2 separate regions of the Homo sapiens genome follow, and region 1 is linked to region 2. A link is an interaction called in ENCODE POLR2A ChIA-PET data of the cell type or tissue named here. Cell type or tissue: MCF 10A. All regions are shown on one strand.

Region 1 (2,500 bases), 90 kb after region 2:
AAGCACAGAGACCAAGCGGCTTTGCCCAAGGCCATAAGACAAGTCAGTACCAGAGCTGGAATTAGATAGGAGGAACCCTGGCCCTTTGCCCTGGATTCAGACACTGGTTCATGTTAACCTTAGAATTCTTTTTCCTTAGTTTTATGCCCTCCAAAAGATTAGCGGATAGGGAAACAATGCAGCTATTAAAGACAGGATCTCTTCCCTTACTCTTAAATCCAGCACAATTAAGTTGACTTAAGCTGCAATGAAAGGAGATGCATGTGCTTCCCCCTCTGTTTTTTTTTTCCCCCAAGTGGTGGAAGTGGCCATCTCTGAGGTCACCACAGGATTGACACCTCATATTTGGTCTTCCAAAAACCCATCTCTAAACTCAAGCTTTCCAGTTTGCCATTGGGAATGTTTGCCTTTGAAAAGTCTTAAAGGGAGTCTCATGGGTTCTGTGGTTTTACCCTCTGTGAGAGAAATTGTCCTTGGCCACACCCTAGGCCAGTGTTCCACCTCGCAGCTGTTTGCACCTTCTCTCTGATATGAGAAAGGTGCTGGCGGCTCCCCTCTGTAGCCACTCTGGGAATAGGGGCCCCAGCAGTCTACTGGGAAAGAAAGTGTTCTTAAGAAACATTTCTTGGCAGCAAGCAAAATTTCCACAAAACTCTTAAATATAATAAAATGTAATTAAAGTGCCACATTGAGTTAGCTCCCTTTGAAGTTTCACACTTGCATAATAAACCAAGTCATAAACCAAGATTCAAATAGGACATTATATTTCTTTTTACAGATTAATTCTCATTAATTATCTACTTGACCCCTGCTGTTATAGAGAAGTAAGTACCTGCTGCACCATAATTCGTGCTGATAAAAGGCAGTAAAAGATGAACTCACCGCTGGAAATGGAATCTCACACCTGAATGTCACTTTGTAGTCAGAGAAAATTAGAGCCCATGTTTAGAAATCACCTTATCAAAACTTCAAATGATCTCAGAAATGAGGTATATTCTGCATTTCTGTCTTTTTTATCACTGAGGATTTCAAATTTTATGTTAAGTGGCTGGTCCTCTGATGAAAAATGTGGTCCTTTACAAAGCAGGTTTTTTTGCTAACCTGTGGTGCACAGATCTTAAAACTGTAGATCTGGCCATGAGAGATGGTATGGGACAGCTGTTTTGCAGTGGGGTAAACATGTAAGGTTTTAGGGCTTCATTTTATCTTATCATGCAGTTTTACAGTCCCATTAATAACCACATAGACAAAGAAGGCTTTTCATTGAGACCAGTAAGAATTCACTAACTCACAGGTTACGCCACAAAGACTGATTACTTGTGACTCACACTCAGTGAAAGCTCTTAGGGTGAACTCTCATGAGTCTCAATGCTGAAAATTAATTTGCTTTGTGTGAAGAAACATTTATCTGTGTATACCTGCGCACCTGTGTGTGTTTAGGCTGTCTACAAGTTGTTGATGTGTTCTTTCCTCTTGAGCTATGGACACTGAGAAGACTTCAGGAAGAGAAACACTGCAATATAGTGAAAGGATTAGCAGGGGACTGGTCAGAGAACCAGCAGTGAATTATTGGTATAAAGAAGCAGTCTAGGAAAAGGCTTGAATTGAGCTAAACTGATGTTTAAAAAAGAGGACAAAAGAAAGTATGATAGATATGAAAGCCACATGTTCTTTATATAGATAATTATTCACCTTGGGAAAGGTAACTTGATGTTTTCAAGGATTTCAGCCACTGAAACTTGGTTTGTTCATCTTGTCAAGGGAAGCGGGGAGAGGTAGTAGTAAGAAACAAAAGGATGGAGGACGCCCTTCTACCCCTATGTTCAGCAACTGCAGAGCAATATCTCAAAATGTCATGAGAGCTAAAGCAAAGTGTTATGAATACAGCAGTGTTTACTAAGAAAATGAGTCTTTTTTTTTTTCTCACTGTGTATGCAGCCTGACTGAGTCAAGTATTTCACAGTGCTGCATGGTGATATAAACTATTTCCTCACTAAGAACACCAGCTTCCCCTAGGGTAAAAGCCTACAAAGCCAAATTTCTTATAAAGAGTTGTAAAAAAATAGTCAAAGAACAAATTTATGAGGTCACCTCCCCTTCCCTCTATCAACAAAGAAAGAAATCTGCCCAGAATGTTCCCTGGTCAATCTTGTCTAGTCATTCTTCAAATAGTAATAAAAATAACATTTTAGGGCTTTTTCAGATTGTATTCAAGGCTATGCACAAGATTGCTTGTTTTATGGTCTTGAATCTAACCATTTGCCAGGCTAAATTGAATTTCATTTTTTCGTTTTTTTCATAGTAATTGAATTTGTCATTGGCCATGAACCTAATGTACAACTGGAGAATGAGGTGAGGGGCTGGGGTGAGGGCGAAAGAAGTTGCCACAGTAGTAACAACAGAAAATGGCAGGAAATAACAAGGAAATGCAGGTTATGTGAATGTCCTCCGAAAATCTTTAGAGACCTTGGAAAGCTTAGGAGTACATGGTAACAGAGGT
Region 2 (2,500 bases):
CAAATATACCCCTTTCCTCCCTTTTACCTACCTCTTTCTCCTCCTCCTTATTTTATTTAGTTTTTTTTTTTTTTTGAGTTTTAGATTTGAGCTTCTTATCCACTATGGTGGAAGTAAATCTGTATGAAATCATATATCTGTTGCTACAACCTCTGCATCACATTGTAAAAAGAGTAAACTCATTAGAAACCCACTGCTTCAAAATCAACAGCTTCTTCAGTGCTGCATTAACACCTACATATAGTTAACAAATGTTGAAATCCGTTTGTAAAAAGGCTATTAAACTTCTAAGTGGCTAAAATAAAATTAAAGGCAAAATTGTCTTTTTCACAGTGAACAGTCTGCTGGCATCACTGATACTGGATGATCATTCAAATATTTGGATTTCTGAAGTCATGAGAAATCCAGGCACCTAACTTCTTTCAGTTATCCTTTCTTTCCCATCGAAGAACTAGATGTATGGAATTACACTTCTCGTAGCAATTGTTGCCTTAAGAGAGACTCCAACTCTGTATCTCAAGGAATGGTAGGCCACTGGTGAGAAAGGTGACATTTGTCATTTTGATATATTTTGGTGCAGTTGCTGCTGCCTAAAAAACCTCTTTTCTGAGGTACTCCAGGACGGCTACTCTGTATAGAGTGGGGGTCACCCCTGCAGGATGATGGTTTTCAGGGGTCAATGAGTCCTTCCTATGGGGAAGCACAGCATGGCTTCCTGCAGCAGGAAGCTGCCTTCGTCTTGGCTTTCTGGAGGCCTCCTCAGCCTTGCTCACTGCCATTTTGAATTTGGCTGATGTGCAAACACAAACAGAAAGGGCGAATTCAATAGCAGCGAGGGCTTGTCTCCTATTCTTGCTCCACCATGATTCAAACTTCTTCCACTCTGGTTTTAAGCAAAACCAGGTTCTTATTATTCTGAGGTACGCTACATTTTATTTTCTCTACTGCCTTTTCCAGTGCATACCCATCTTTTTTTTCTTCCTTTTATGGTCTTGAATTTTTATCTATGCCTGTTATAATAACTCTTCCTGATTCCAGAAAGGTGCAAGACCTGGCTTTCATCTATTTCTGAGCATGGAAACCATTTATTACAAGAAATGCCTGAGGCACTGAAGGCCATCAGGGAGAACTAGGTCTTCTGAGTACTGTGTTTGAGTCACTCTGGTATCCGTCCAGGGTCAGGTCAGTCTTCTGGAAACATCTTGAGTAGATTTGCAGGAAGAAACAGGTGTGGCTTCTCAGGTAGACAGTAAGAGGATAGTTATTTTTAGCTTTTGAAGAATTTTGATGTAATGGAAAGATACGTGAGAGAAGAGGTAGTTATCTTTTTATCCAAATGATATATATGTTGCTTATTCCAGTGGTCACAAACTGCTCATTTCTTTAATGGTTGAAGAGTTAATTATATTTTTGGCTTTTTTTTTTTTTGTCACAGAAATGTTGTTGAGCCAAGCACAGGTATGAGAATCAGATATACCTTGTAGTACAGAAATAGCTCATAGGTCAAGAAATAAATCCTTCATGAGGTTTCAACTGGCAGGTGCTTAATAACTGGTAAATATGACTAGTTGAGATGCAATGATGGGAACAAAGATGATGCTCCTTATCACATCGTGGCATTTGGCATGAATTTGGAAATGATGATTGGCATTGCTAAACAGCAGTTTGCATGCAAATGCAAGGCATCTTCTAGCCATTGTCTCGACAGCTCTCCTACTCAATCTAGCTATGACTCTGGCAGAAAGGAGCTGCAACATCAGAGAATTTGCTGGCATTGTTAGAAGATCATTTATGACCATGCAACTTTCTTTCAATGGGAGGATTTTTGGCTAAAATAATAAAAAGCTCATGTATTTAAAAAGAAAAAGGTGTGGGTCTAGTTCTTCTTACTTACTAGAGAGTTGGTGCTTATAGAAATCTTTACCAAACATAACTTCCTTGGGGCTTTCTTTTTTTTTGAGTTTTTTTTTGTCCTCACTTTAAAGAATCCAAGAAAGAACTTGATGTGAAGTGAGATTTTTAATGTTTTCAATGCCTTATCTTTATTTTCCTTCAGATAACTCTCTCTCCAATGATGATTATGATAATAACAGCTGATTTTGAGTTTTTCTGGTCACATTGTATGATTAATCCTCATAAAAGTTTATGCTGTTGCTAATGTTATTCCCATTTTATGGACAAATAAACTAAGGCACTGACCAATTTAGTAATGTGCCCAAGGTCATACAGCTAATAAAAGTGCTATGGAAAGATTCAGATCTAGGTTTTCTCACTTCAAACCAAACTTATAACTCAATCTGATGCTATTTCTCTTTTTAGAGACAACAATAATTATTGTTTAATCAATGAAAATTTATGAAACTCTTACTGTGTGACAGATTCCGAACTAGGCATTGAGGATATTGAAACAGGCAAAGCAAACATGGTTACTATCATCATGGAACTTAGAATCTAGCAAGAGGGATCAACATTGGGCTAATCATTAAATTATATAATTAAA

The links. ChIA-PET counts read pairs that join two places held together with the same protein. Peaks named below come from ENCODE experiments on the same cell type or tissue, not always from the same donor. Only the 100,000 strongest peaks of a DNase experiment are listed, where the experiment ranks them.
Region 1: POLR2A ChIA-PET joins it to region 2 with 5 read pairs; 1 of 35 experiments calls an interaction of 5 or more read pairs at or near these places.

The regions. Positions count from the first base shown.
Region 1 is chr5:67,878,616-67,881,115 of GRCh38, reverse strand. No RefSeq gene overlaps it. Among named protein-coding and RNA genes, the nearest start is that of LINC02997, 87 kb to the right of the region's middle. In MCF 10A, no CTCF peak of the experiment used is centred here; DNase peaks (open chromatin) are centred at 35 and 1,325.
Region 2 is chr5:67,968,502-67,971,001 of GRCh38, reverse strand. The region is part of intron 1 of LOC107986420 (a long non-coding RNA gene); the gene reads left to right. Among named protein-coding and RNA genes, the nearest start is that of LINC02997, 180 kb to the right of the region's middle. In MCF 10A, no CTCF peak of the experiment used is centred here; a DNase peak (open chromatin) is centred at 1,151.